Linked DNA regions of Homo sapiens: region 2 is linked to region 1. The links are chromatin contacts, found by Hi-C in ENCODE. All regions are on one chromosome and are shown on one strand. Each heading gives the region's core, a stretch centred on a gene start or an enhancer-like site at or near the end of the contact. The rest is flanking DNA. Distances are from core to core; before and after follow the strand shown.

The links. Hi-C counts contacts between places; a loop is a spot of excess contacts on that map. Pooled maps may share reads with other maps.
Region 2: a loop to region 1 is called in a map of HCT116, with 5 times the contacts of the local background. The contact joins the enhancer-like site here to the promoter of RXYLT1-AS1 in region 1. A Hi-C loop is called at or near these places in 6 of 168 maps with a recorded cell type or tissue (A673, HCT116, PC-3 and 3 more) and 12 of 50 pooled maps.

Annotation. Positions count from the first base shown.
Region 1 is chr12:63,817,238-63,823,841 of GRCh38, forward strand. RXYLT1-AS1 (RXYLT1 antisense RNA 1) reads right to left here and starts at 4,919. Exons shown (of 4, transcript NR_126167.1): 1 at 4,692-4,919. MIR10527 (microRNA 10527) reads left to right here and starts at 6,426; the gene lies at 6,426-6,490. It also overlaps the pseudogene PABPC1P4.
Region 2 is chr12:64,693,534-64,700,769 of GRCh38, forward strand. It overlaps RASSF3 (Ras association domain family member 3), which reads left to right. Exons shown (of 5, transcript NM_178169.4): 5 at 1,230-4,031. The coding sequence ends at 1,379. Among named protein-coding and RNA genes, the nearest start is that of GNS, 62 kb to the right of the region's middle. RefSeq lists a silencer at 656-950. Within about 2 kb of position 4,643, at least 5 of the 41 ENCODE cell types and tissues checked have a DNase peak (open chromatin) inside an H3K27ac peak, as active enhancers do.

The DNA of each region.
Region 1 (6,604 bases), core at 3,669-6,168:
GTCTGATAAGAAGCAGGAGATTTACATAGTCTCAAAGTATTTCCTTGCAATATACTTAACTAGTTATAAAGGAAAAAACATACAAGTTTACAGTTGAGAAAGCACCAACTTAACCAACTGATCAATACATTATCAGTAATGGGATACGGGAAGGCACAGCAAGATGGTGGAATAAAAGTCTCCACCGATCTCCTTCCCACCCCCCACTGCAGAGACACCAATTTAATAATGGTCTACACAGAAAAGAACACCTTCATAAGAACCAAAAATCAAGTAAGCCCTTATCATACCTGAGTTTAACTTTGTATTGCTGAAAGAGCAATGAAGAGATAGAGAAAACAGTTCTGAATCATCAATGCCACCCCTCCTCATGCCATGGCATTGGCGGCATGGTGCAAAGAGCATCTATGGGTGCTGGGGGAGGGAAAATACAGCAATTATGAGGCATTAAACTTGGTGCTGTCCTGTTATAGCAGAAAGGAAAACCGGACCAAACTCAGCTGACATCCACCCACAGAGGGGGTCTTTCAACCAGCCCTAGCCAGAGGGGAATTGCCAACCCCAGCAGTCTGAACTTGAGTTCCCACAAACCTTGCCACTGAGGGCTAAAGTGCTCTAGGTCTCTAAATAAACTTGAAAGGTAGTCTAGGTCATAGGACTGCAACTCATAGGTGAGTCCTAGTGCTGAACTAGGCCCAGAGACAGTGGACTTGGGGGGTACATGACTACTGAGACATTAGCTGGCATAACAAAGGGAGTGCTGGCATCACCCCTCCCCTAACTCCAGGCTGCACAGCTTGCAGCTCCAAAAGGACCCCTTCCTTCCACTTGAGGTGAGGGAAGAACCACGAGGACTTTGTCTTGAATCTTGGATGCCAGGTCACCCACAGCAGGACAAAGCATCAGAGTCATGAGCTCCCTGTTCCAGGCCGTAGCTCCTGGACATTTCTAGACATGCCCTGGGCCAGAAGGGAACCCACTGTTTTGAAGGAAAGGATCCAGTCCTGGTGGCATTCATCACCTGCTAACTGAAGAGCCCCTGGGCTCTGAATAACCACCAGTTATACCCACGTACTACATCAAGAGCGTTGGTGAACCTCTGGAACTTGCTGGCTTCAGGTGAGACTCAGCATATTACCAGCTGTGGTAACTACAGGGAAAAACTCCTTCTGCTTGAGAAAAGCAGAGGAAAACATGAAGGCGACTTTGTCTTGCACCTTAGGTAACAGCACAGCCACAGCTGGGTAGAGCACCCAGTTGGCTCATGAGGTCCCCAATTCTAGGACTTGACCCTTGGTGGGCATTTCTGGACCTGCCCTGGGCCAAGAGGAGAACACCCCCATGAAGGGTGAGTCCCAGGCCAGGGACCATCCAAAAAAAAAAGCTGACTTAAGAGCCCTTGAGCCTTAAGGGAACATTTGCAGTAGTCTGGCCCAGACAGTGAACCTCTGGGATTTGCTGGCTTCAGGTGAGACAATAAACACTTAACTCTTCAATGCCCACACACAAGCAAACATCCTTAAGTATCAACACACTCTAGGAAAATGTGACTTCACCAAATAAACTAAATAAAGCAGTGGGAACCAATTCTGGAAAAACAGAGATACGTGAATGTTCAGATGAAAAATTCAAAATAGCTGTGTTGAAGACACTCAAAGAAATTCAAGATAACACAGAGAAGGAATTCAGAATTCAATTCTATAAGAAAAAATTTAACAAAGAGATTGAAATAAGAAGAATCAAGCAGAAATTCTCCAGCTGAAAAATGCAATTGGCATACTGAAGAATACATTAGAGGCCTTTAATAGCAGAATGAATCACGCAGAAGAAAGAATTAGTGAGCATGAGAACAGCTATTTGAAAATACACAGTCAGAAGAGACAAAAGAAAAAAATAATAAAAAACAATGAAGCATCCCTAAAGGATCTAGAAAATAGCCTCAAAAGGGAAAATCTAAGAGTTATTGGCCTTAAAAAGGAGGTAGAGAGACAGGGGTAGAAAGTTTATTCAAAGCGATAATAACAGAGAACTTCCCAAACATAGAGAAAGATATAAATATCCAAGTACAAGAAGATTACAGAACACTAAGGTGATTTAACCCAAAGATAACTACCTTAAGGCATTTAATAATCAAACTCCCACAGGTCAAGGATAAAGAAAGGATCCTAAAAGCAGCAAGAGAAAAGAAACAAATAACATACAATGGAGCTCTAATATATCTGGCAGCAGACTTTTCAGTGAAAATCTTACAGGCCAAGGGAGAGTGGCATGACATATTTAAAATGCTGAATAAAAAAAATACTTTTACCCTAGAATAGTATATCCAGTCCAAACATCCTTCAAATATGGAGGATAAATAAAGACTTTCCCAGACAAACAAAAACTGAGGGATTTCATCAATACCAGACCTGTCCTACAAGAAATGCTAAAGAGAGTTCTTCAATTTGAAAGAAAAGGTACAAAACTCACTGGTAATAAATAAGTACATGGAGAAACACAGACTATGATAACACTGTAACTGTGGTATGTAAACTACTCTTGTCATAAGCAGAAAGATTAAATGATGAATCAATCAAAAATAATAACTATGACAACTTTTTAAGACATGAACAGTACAATAAGATATAAATAGAAACAACAAAAAATTAAAAAGGGGGGATGAAGTTAGAGTGTAAACTTTTTATTAGGTTTCTTTTTGCTTGTTTGTTTATACAAACAGTGATAAGTTTTTATCAGCTTAAAATAATGGGTTATAAGATAGCGTTTGCAAGCCGCATGGTAATCTCAAATGAAAAAAACATGCCATGAATACACAAAAAACAAAAAGCAAGGAACTAAATCATATCACCAGAGAAAATAATATTTACTAAGGGAAAACAGGAAGAAAAGAAAGAAAGAAGACCACAAAACAGCCAGAAAACAATTAACAAAATTGCAAAAGTAAGTTCTTACTTATCAATAATAACATTGAATGTAAATTCTTCAATGGACTAACCTCTCCAATCAAAAGACATAGAGTAGCTAAATGGATAAAAAAATAAGACCCACTGATCTGTTGCTTACAAGAAAGACACTTCACCTACAAAGACACACATAGACTGAAAATAAAGGGATAGAAAGATACTCCCTGCCAATAAAAACCAAAAAAGAGCAGGAGTAGCTATACTTAGACAAAATCGATTTCAAGACAAATCTAAAGAAGAGACAAAGAAGGTCACTATGTAAGGATAAAGGGGTCAGTTCAGCAAGAGGATATAACAATTTTAAATGTATATGTGCCCAACACTGGAGCACTCAGATATATAAAGTAAATATTATTAGAGCTAAAGAGAGAGATAGTTCCCAATATGATACTACCTGAAGACTTCAACACCCCACTTTCAGCACTGGACAGATCTTCCAGATAGAAAATTAATGAATTGGACCTAATCTGCATTATAAAACAAACGGATCTAATAGATATTTATGGAACATTTCATCCAATGGCTGCAGAACACACATTATTTTCCTCAGCACATAGATTATTCTCAAGAATAGACCATCTATTAGGTCACAAAATAAGTCTTAAAACATTAAAAAAAAAAAAAAAAAAACTGGGCCGGGTGCAGTGGCTCATGCCTGTAACCCAACACTTTGGGAGGCCGAGGCAGGCAGATCACAAGGTCAGGAGTTTGAGACCAGCCTGGCCAACATAGTGAAACCCCATCTCTACTAAAAATGCAAAAACTAGCCAGGCATGGTGGAACACACCTGTAGTCCCCGCTACTCGGGAGGCTGAGGCAAGGGAGTCACTCGAACCCAGGAGGCAGAGGTTGCAATGAGTTGAGATCACGCCACTGCACTCCAGCCCGGGTGACAGAGGGAGACTCAGTCTAAAAAAAACCCTGAAATAATATCAAGCATTTTCTCTGACCACAATGAAACAAAACTAGAAATTAATAACAAGAGGAATTTTGGAAACTATGCAAACATATGGAAATTAAACAATATACTCCTGAACGACCAGTGGATCAATGAAGTAATTAAAAAGGAAATTGAAATATTTATTGAATCAAATGATAATGGAAACACAACATACCAAAACCTATGGGATACAGCAAAAGCAGTACTAAGAGGGAATTTTATAGCTACAAGTGCCTACATCAGAAAAAAAGAAAAACTGGCCGGGCGTGGTGGCTCACGCCTGTAATCCCAGCACTTTGGGAGGGCTAGGCGGACAGATTACCTGAGGTCAGGAGTTCCATACCAGCCTGGCCAACATGGTGAAACCCCGTTTCTACTGAAAATACAAAAATTAGCCCCTTCTCCCGGCAGTTAGTGCTCAGAGTGCGGAGTGTGTGCTCCAGGCTCGGAACATACATTTATTATTAAAAAAAAATCTAAAAAAATATTTTAAAAACTTTCCCACAATTTACAAAAAATCCGCCTCTCCCCTGCCATAGACTTTTATTTTTTTCTTCTTCTTCTTTTATAAAGTAACCCCGTGAAGCAGCCGAGGCCGACTCGCCCGCCCGCAGCAGCTCCAAAAAGGAACCAAGAGACCGAGGCCTTCCCGCTGTCCGGACTGACACCTCCACCTTCGCCCGCAGCCAGCGGCAGCGGATCAACACCATTCTGGGGCGGTGAAGTAGTTTTCGATTCCGGGTGATTTTTGTCCCTCTGCGCTTGCGCTTGCGCTTGCCCCCGCTCACCTTCCCCCAGCTCCGGCCCCTAGCCCCAGCATTCGCTCTCCTCCTCTCACGGAAAGGTCGCGGCCTGTGGCCCTGCGAGCAGCAGTGCCGAGATGAACCCCAGTGCCCCCAGCTACGTCCTCGCTGTACGTGGGGGACCTCCATCCCGACGTGACCGAGGCGATGCTCTACAAGAAGTTCAGCGCGGCCGGGCTCATCCTCTCCATCCGGGTCTGCAGGGACATGATCACCCACGGCTCCTTGGGCTACGCGTATGTGAACTTCCAGTAGCCCGCGGACGCGGAGCATGCTGTGAACACTATGAATTTTGATGTTATAAAGGGCAAGCCAGTACGCATCGTGTAGTCTCAGCGTGATCCATCACTTCGCAAAAGTGGAGTGGGCTACATATTCATTAAAAATCTGGACAAATCCATTGATAATAAAGCACTGTATGATACATTTTTCTGCTTTTGGTAACATCCTTTCATGTAAGGTGGGCTGTGATGAAAATGATTCCAAGGGCTATGGATCTGTACACTTTGAGACACAGGAAGCAGCTGAAAGAGCTATGGAAAAAATGAATGGAATGCTCCTAAATGATCGCAAAGTATTTGTTGGACGATTTATGTCTCATAAAGAACGAGAAGCTGAACTTGGAGCTACGTGAAAGAGTTCACCAATGTTTACATCAAGAATTTCGGAGAAGACATGGATGATGAGCGCCTTAAGAATCTCTTTGGCAAGTTTGGGCCTGCCTTAAATGTGAAAGTAATGACTGGTGAAAGTGGAAAATCTAAAGGATTTGGATTTGTAAGCTTTGAAAGGCTTGAAGATGCACAGAAAGCTGTGGATGAAATGAAAGGAGCTCAATGGAAAACAAATTTATGTAGGTAGAGCTCAGAAAAAAGTGGAACGGCAGACAGAACTTAAGCGCAAATTTGAACAGGTGAGGCAAGATAGGATCACCAGATACCACCGTGTTAATCTTTATGTGAAAAATCTTGATGATGGCATTAATAATTAACGTCTCCGGAAAGAGTTTTCTCCATTTGGTACAATCACCAGTGCAAAGGTTATGATGGAGGGTGGTCGCTGCAAAGGGTTTGGTTTTGTATGTTTCTCCTCACCAGAAGAAGCCACTAAAGCAGTTACAGAAATGAATGGTAGAATTGTGGCCACAAAGCCATTGTATGTTGCTTTAGCTCAGCGCAAAGAAGAGTGCCAGGCTCACCTCACTAACCAGTATATGCAAAGAATGGCAAGTGTACGAGCTGTGCCCAATCTTGAAATCAACCCCTACCAGCCAGCACCTCCTTCAGGTTACTTCATGGCAGCTATCCCACAGACTCAGAACGGTGCTGCATACTATCCTCCTAGCCAAATTGCTCAACTAAGACCAAGTCCTCGCTGGACTGCTGAGGGTGCCAGACCCCATCCATTCCAAAATAGGCCCAGTGCTATCCGCCCGGCTGCTCCTAGACCACCATTTAGTACTATGAGACCAGCTTCTTCACAGGTTCCATGAGTTATGTCAACACAGCGTGTTGCTAACACATCGACACAGACAATGGGTCCACGTCCTGCAGCTGCTGCTGCTGCCACTCCACATTATAACTATGCTGCGGGAGTTCGCAGTCCTCAGAAACATCTTAATGCACAGCCACAAGTTACAATGCAACAGCCTGCTGCTCATGTACAAGGTCAGGAACCTTTGACTGCTTCCATGTTGGTATCTGCCCATGCTCAAGAGCAAAAGCAAATGTTGGGTGAACGGCTGTTTCCTCTTATTCAAGCCATGCACCTTACTCTTGCTGGTAAAATCACTGGCATGTTGTTGGAGATTGGTAATTCAGAACTTCTTCATATGCTGGAGTCTCCAGAGTCACTCCGTTCTAAGGTTAATGAAACTGTAGCTGTACTACAAGCCCACC
Region 2 (7,236 bases), core at 3,393-5,892, 880 kb after region 1:
TCAGCCTCCCAAGTAACTGGGACTACAGGAATGTACTGCCACAGCCAGATAATTTTTAAATTTTTTGTAGCGACCTGGTGTCACTATTTTGCCCAGGCTGGTCTCGAACTTCTGGTCTTGAACTTCTGGGCTCAAATGATCCTCCTGCCTAAGCATTCCAAAGTGCTAGGATTATAGGCATGAGCCACAATGCCCAGCCTAAAAACTTATTTTGTGCCTGCTAAATAAGTACTAGGAGCTGTTAGGGAAACAAGGCTCAGAGCCTCAAGGCAAGAGATAAACTCCAAATAGCGAGAAGTACGGCAGCTGTGGTGTAGGTAAGGTGCAGGTGAGATAGATATTAAGCAAATAATTGTAATTTAAAAATCTTGGTTGTGATCAGGGGCTCTGTGAAGGCTTTTGATACACTTAGCCTTGGGTGGGAAGAGAGGAGAGGAAGTTGTGGAAAGCTGCTTAGAGAAAGTGGCATTTAAGCTGAGATGGGGAGGATGAGTAGTTCATAGCCAGGCAAAGTGGAGGAGGGGAGAATGCGTGCCACTTGGGCAGAGAGTGAAGCTCGGTGAGAGAGAGATGGGGCCGGAGAGTTTAGAGTCTTTCAGACAGCATCAGCAACTAAGGGAAGCCATTGGATGGTTCTAAGCAGGGGAGAGTCTTGGCCAGATGAGCATTTTACAAAGGATGTTCTGTTTGGGGAACAGATGGGGGAGCATAAGAGCCGAGTGAGGAGGCCAGGTAGGAAGCTGTTCCAGCGATGCAGGAATAGATGATAGTAGCTAGCACCAAGGGGCCGTACCGAGGGAGAAAAGGCTGAATGGAGAACTGTTTGGGGGTGATAAGACTGATTATGCGAGGTAAGAAAGTCAGTTACAATGAGGACTCGAGGTTAAGATGAAAGGACTGTCGAATTGTTTTTAATGCTGTTGGGGGTCAAATCAGGTAAGGAATGAAAGTGTCCAATAGACTTAGGGATATGGAGGTCTCTGGCTTTTAGGGAGATCGTCTTGAACAGTGGGAGGAGAGGGTAGGAAGGTGATTGGTGTGAGCTGAGGTGGGAGTGGGAGTGGAGGGAGCCCTTAGGCTGGCAACACCCCAGCTCTTGCAGACCACACCTTCTGCGGCATGGGGCTGGGAGGGGAGGGCAGCCGCACCTCTGGGAGCTCCTGGTCAGCATTCCTAAGTCTAACTGAGTATTAAACATCTGGCATTTTTCTTTCTGTGTTTCCTGACAGTGGGAAGCCTTCAGCCTTCCAGAACTACAGAATTTCTTGCGCATCTTGGACAAGGAAGAAGATGAACAGCTGCAGAACCTGAAGAGGCGCTACACAGCCTACAGGCAGAAGCTGGAAGAAGCCCTCCGTGAGGTGTGGAAGCCTGATTAAAGCGGGGCTCCCTGCCCGTGAGGCCCGGTGCAGGACCGATGTACAAAACAGCAGCAAGTGCCTCTCTTCTCAGAGGGCTGCTGTCTTGCCCCACTATGCTAGGGTCTTCGCCTTTCTATCTGTAGATTTTGTTCCCCAAACCTGGTCACACAGCATCCTGCACCTTAGCGTCCCATGTAAGGGACTCTGCAAGCTTGTTGTTCAGCACCGCAGTGTTACCTCTTGGCAAGCTGTGAACCTGTCGCCTCATCAGGAGCATTCGAGGGTGCTTGGAAGCATGAACTCTGGGGGTGTTTTTTTTTTTGGTTATTTTAATTATGTGATGATGCTGTTAAGCTTACAGATATGCAGTTGATTTTTTAAAAAGCTTAACTAGGAATCTTTCTGAATACTTGTCCTATTTTGAAACTACCTGTCTGGTTTTTTGTTTGGTTTTGTTTTCTTTTTTTAATGTCAGAGGAATCTATCCATGTGAATCGAAAGGCACAGGAATCTAGGAACTCTGAGGAATTTATTGTGAAGGATTTTGTTAGGGGGTTGACAGAGAAAGCAAAGTGTAAGTTTGGAAGAAGGCATGTGCGGTGGTGGCGAGTGCTGCGGGCTATGGAAGGTGACTTGGCTTTTCAGTTAGGGGTAGTGGAGAAAGGGGTAGTTGCTTGTAAACGAGTTAAAAGCATTCAGTGTGGAGGTGTTAAACCCATTTTAGGATCGCTTGGTTTCCTGGTGGGTAGAATATGGGAACAGAGCCAGAGGCAGGAGCTAAACCAAAAGGAGGGACCCATGAACTCTGCAGCTGACCAATCAGAGAATCAGGCAGGTGTAGCCTACTGACCTGGGCAGAGGTGGGCCTCACGCAGCTGGATCCGACCCTTTAATTCTGCCCTTTTGGAGTGGAAGGTCTGATTGGTGTAGCTGCTCTGCATAGGCAGGACAGTGACAGTTCACTAACTCTTGTTAAGTTACATAGTGTATAGCTTTCCCCCCACAGGTGGTTTTCAAAGTTGAGACGGAATTTGGGTAGGGGCAGCTGTTTTTCCCTTGATTGTTAGCTAGGATATTTGTCAAGTAAACTTTGGTGACAATCACTCTCTTCCCTTTTATTCCTCCTTTCCTTTTCCTTTCTTCCCTTTTTTCTTTCCTTCCCTGCTGTCTCCCACCCTACCTTGTTCTTTTCCTCCCTCCCTCCCTCCCTCCCTCCCTCCCTCCCTCCTTCCCTCCCTCTCTCTCCCTCTCCCTTTCTTTTCTACATTGAAATCTGTTCTTACATAATAGAGAACAGGGCTATTGAATAAAGACCCAATCCTACCAGATCTTTAGTTCTAAAGGGCAACTTGACTGTGAGTAGGAGGGCCCCCAAGAAAGGGAGGAAAGTCCACACCCAGCTAACCACACAACAGGGCTTCATTATGGAAATATTTTAACAAAAGTACATGTTATTACCAACCAAAGAGATGCATGTGCAATAGAAGCCTTCCTTAAAAACAGGCTAAATAACCTCATTTTATGCAGCAGTTTAATCTGAGAACAGAGGGAAAGGTGTGCAGTGGTTCCAGAGGGGCCTTATATTCTATTTTTAGTCTAGATATTTTTTGTTTATAAATTCCCAAGGAATTGTTAACACTTTGGTGACACCTAATGGATTCTTTTTGAAATTCCAAGGTGCTTCAGTTCTTTGCCCAAGTGAACTGTGCCTTTTATTGCATTTCTGTTCGTCTCTTGGTGGCTCTTCTGACTTTTTGGAGAATACCCATCTTGTTGGAGGCAGACTTAAGTTGTTATGCTGTGCCACACAATTTACTGAGACAATCATATCTTCCTAAGCATTTAAGGAAAGTTGAAAAAAATAGAATTAGCTATAAAATATGTATGGCACATCTTGTTTAATTTTGCATGTAACTTCTCTTTTGTACATTGATGAGGTTTTAGTGACATTGTCATCCAACACTTTACCTTTATTGTTCAGGGAATGCCTTCGTGATTTTTTGTACTGGTTTTATTATTCAGACTATGGCCTGGATTTGAGTATATTGTTATTACCACCTGGTTTTTTAATTATTCATCCCAGTAAACTTATATTTTGTGAAGCATTTGTTTCTCAGATTAAGACACTGTTAGAACCTAAAGTAGTAGCTGATGGGTATCTGTGAATTTTTTTTTTTTTTTTTTTTTTACTTGAAGTAGATTGTCTGAATAGGCATCCTCATCTATATTTACCCAAAACCTCGCTTACTGTCATGTGCACTACAAATTGCAATTTGGAAACCTACTGTATTGAAATTCTGTCAGTTTATGGTTCTTGAAGACTGATGTCCTTTCCCAAACACTGGTTACTGCAGCAGCATTTTTAATGTGTAAGTGAAGAAAAAAGGCCACTAAGGCCAAAGATTTTTTAAGAATCATTGTACAAATCATTATGTTAAACTATCTAAGCTTTGCTGTAATACTGTTTTCTCTTCAATATGTGATGGTACAGGAAGGATGTTAAATGAAGGGGTGGTATTGCAGGAGAGCATTTTAAATGGCAGAAGTAAAAAGTTATAATATTTATAATTTTGATGGGTTTAAGTTTATTTTTGTAGGGAAGATTTTTCTCCCCTAAAATAGTTTCTAGAATGGCAAAATTGTTTCCATTATTAAAAATTGAAGTTATTAGTTGTTTATGTGTGTTTATTTATGATAATATGCTAGATTTAAAAAGGTCACAGGAGTGCGCTGAGCTGCTTTTGCACATATACACAGGGACACATGCTGGAATGCAACAACTTTACTAGGTTCGCGTGGGTCATATTTGTTCTCCCAGATATCATTTTCTCTTTGCCTTATCCTCTGAGGAAAAATAACCCTAAGCTCACACAGCATATTCCAATGTATTTAAAACAATTGTTTTAATTTTTGAAATATACACATTTAAAAGTATATAAAGCATGCAAAAGAGGAGGGAGGCCGAGAGTGAAAAAATAAAAATAAAAAAGCATGCGAACAGTTTAAAGGATTATTATATAAAATGGACACCCCCTGACCATTACTAAAATAGAACCTTGTCAGTTCTTTAGAAATCTCTCCCTCCACCCCTGTTCTTGCCCTGAGGTCTCCTACCCCTGAAACATACCACTTCAACATAAAGTGAGTATTTGTATTTTTTTGGTCACCATGACTGCCTTACACAGATGGGATGGATAGTGTCTGGGGAACCACAGGGACGATGGAGTGCCACCCTCTGCGCACCTGCACCTCGGCTTTGTGCCATGGTTTCAGCTTCCATGCCTGCTGTTGGGAGTGTTTTTACTACTACACTGCCCCCTGGAGGGGCTGATGAAAGGAGCAAGGCTGGCACCAGGTGGTAGAGGCCTTTCACGTACCATAGCTGCTCCCTAAATAAAAATACTGTGATAGAAAATTATGGCTCTGTATAATTTTGCTTTTCTACTGAAATATTCAGAGGAATCAGGTTTGGGGGTTCTACTTGGGTTACTACCCAAGGTGCGTGGAGAATGTTTGGGAATTTTTATATTTTTATCCTTTATTTTTTTTGGAGATGGAGTCTCAATGTGCCACCCAGGCTAGAGTGCAGTGGCATGATCTTGGCTCACTGTAACCTCCACCTCCCAGGTTCAAGCGATTCTCCTGCCTCAGCCTCCCTAGTAGCTGGGATTACAGGTGCCTGCCACCATACCCGACTAATTTTTTTTTTTGTATTTTTAGTAGCGACGGGGTTTCTCCACGTTGGCTAGGCTGGTCTCAAACTCCTGACCTCAAGTGACCAACACACCTCAGCCTCCCAAAGTGCTGGGATTACAGGTAGGACTTTTTTTTTTAAGTCAATTTTTATTACTAAAAAAAAACCTTTTTTTTTGAGATAGAGTTTCACTCTGTCTCCCAGGCTGGAGTGCAGTGGCACGATCTGGGCTCACTGCAACCTCTACCTCCTAGGTTCAAGCAATTGTCCTGCCTCAGCCTCTGGAGTAGATGGGATTACAGGCGTGTGCCACCACACCTGGCTAATTTTTGTATTTTTAGTAAAGACGGGGTTTCACCCTGTTGGCCAAGGTGGTCTCAAACTCCTGACCTCAGGTAATCTGCCGGCCTTGGCCTCCCAGAGTGCTGGGATTACAGGTGTGAGCCACCGTGCCTGGCTCACATGAATATTTATTGAAACAACAGTTATCAGTTGGTGACAAATTCGGAGACACTGTCAGATAACGCTAATTAGGTATTTTGTTTTATTGAAAGAAGGGGGCTGGGCGCGGTGGCTCATGCCTGTAATCCCAGCATTTTGGGAGGCCGAGGTGGGCAGATCATGAGGTCAGGAGTTTGAGACCAGCCTGACCAAACATGGTGAAACCCCGTTTCTACTAAAAATACAAAAATTAGCTGGGCGTGGTGGCGCACACCTGTAATCCCAGCTACTCAGGAGGCTGAGGCAGGAGAATTGCTTGAGCCAGGGAGGCGGAGGTTGCAGTGAGCCGAGATCGCCCCATTGCACTTAGCCTGGGCGACAAAGTGAAACTCCGTCTCAAAAAAAAAAAAAAAGAAAAGGGGCCAGGCACAGTGGCTCATGCCTGTAATCCCAGCACTCTGGGAGGCCAAGGCGGGCTGATCTCTTGAGGCCAGGAGTTCAAGACCAGGTTGGCCAACATGGCAAAACCTCTTCTCTGCTAAAAATATAAAAATTAGCCAGGCGTGGTGGCACACGACTGCTGTCTCAGCTACTCAAGAGGCTGAGGCAGGAGAATTGCTTGAACCCGGGAGGCGGGGTTCAAGCCCCGTGATTGCGCCACTGTACTCCAGTGAGCCGTGAGTACTGCAGTGAGCCATGATTGCGCCACTGTACTCCAGCCTGGGCAACAGAGCAAGACTCTATCTCAAAAAAAAAAAAAAAAAAAAAAAGGGTGGTGGTGAAGGTCTACACTATAGTAGCCAATGCCAACAAAGTGCTTACCATGTGCTAGGCATTCTTCTGAAATGCTTAATATGTATCAACTCATTGACTCTCCTGTGACGTTATCACACTATTTCGTCATATCCCTTTTTTCACAAATGTGGAAATGGACATGTTGAGGTTTAGCAGCTTGCTCAAGGCCACTGTGTGAGTGAGTGGCAGAGCCGGACACTGCCCCGTTTCTCTACCATCTTTTCCTGTAAGTGCTCTCTAGTTTCTCAGTTAAATTGCCTATTGAGTAAAGGAGCAAAAGTCTGTTAAATTGCCGTAATGGACAGTTTGCCCAGAAGCGTAACTGTTTTGGTGCCATTGGGGTTTGTTGATATCAGTGTGTTCTCATCCATTTTGGTTCATTTATCATTTCATTCAGGTGATTATACTAAGTCACATAGAATGAAATGCTGACCTGTGCTTTCTTTTTATTTTTTCGGATGGGGTTTCACCTTGTCATCCAGGCTGGAATGTAGTGGCGTGATTACGGCTCACTGCAGCCTTAACCTCCTGGGCTTAAGAGATCCTCCCATCTCAGCCTCTCAAGTAGCTGGGACAACAGGTGCCTGCCACCACATCCAGCTAATTTTTTTTCATTTTTGTAAAGATGGAGTCAGGCTATATTACCCACGCTGGTCTCAAACTCCTGGGCTTAAGTGATCCTCCTGCTTTGGCCTCCTAAAGGGCTGGGATTACAACCACCATGCCCAGCCCAGACCTGTATTTTCATTTAGAGGTTCTGTTGCATGGGGGAAATAACACGGCAGGTAACCAAACTTAGTGGTCTCACTGTAGTTGGTAAGACAATTCTCCTGGAACCACCAGAAGAACAGCTTCAGTACTACAGAGTGCTATAGGAGCCACAAAACTTGTGCAAAGGTTTGACTCATGGAACCATTCCCCCAAACAAGGCTCATCCTCTGCAGA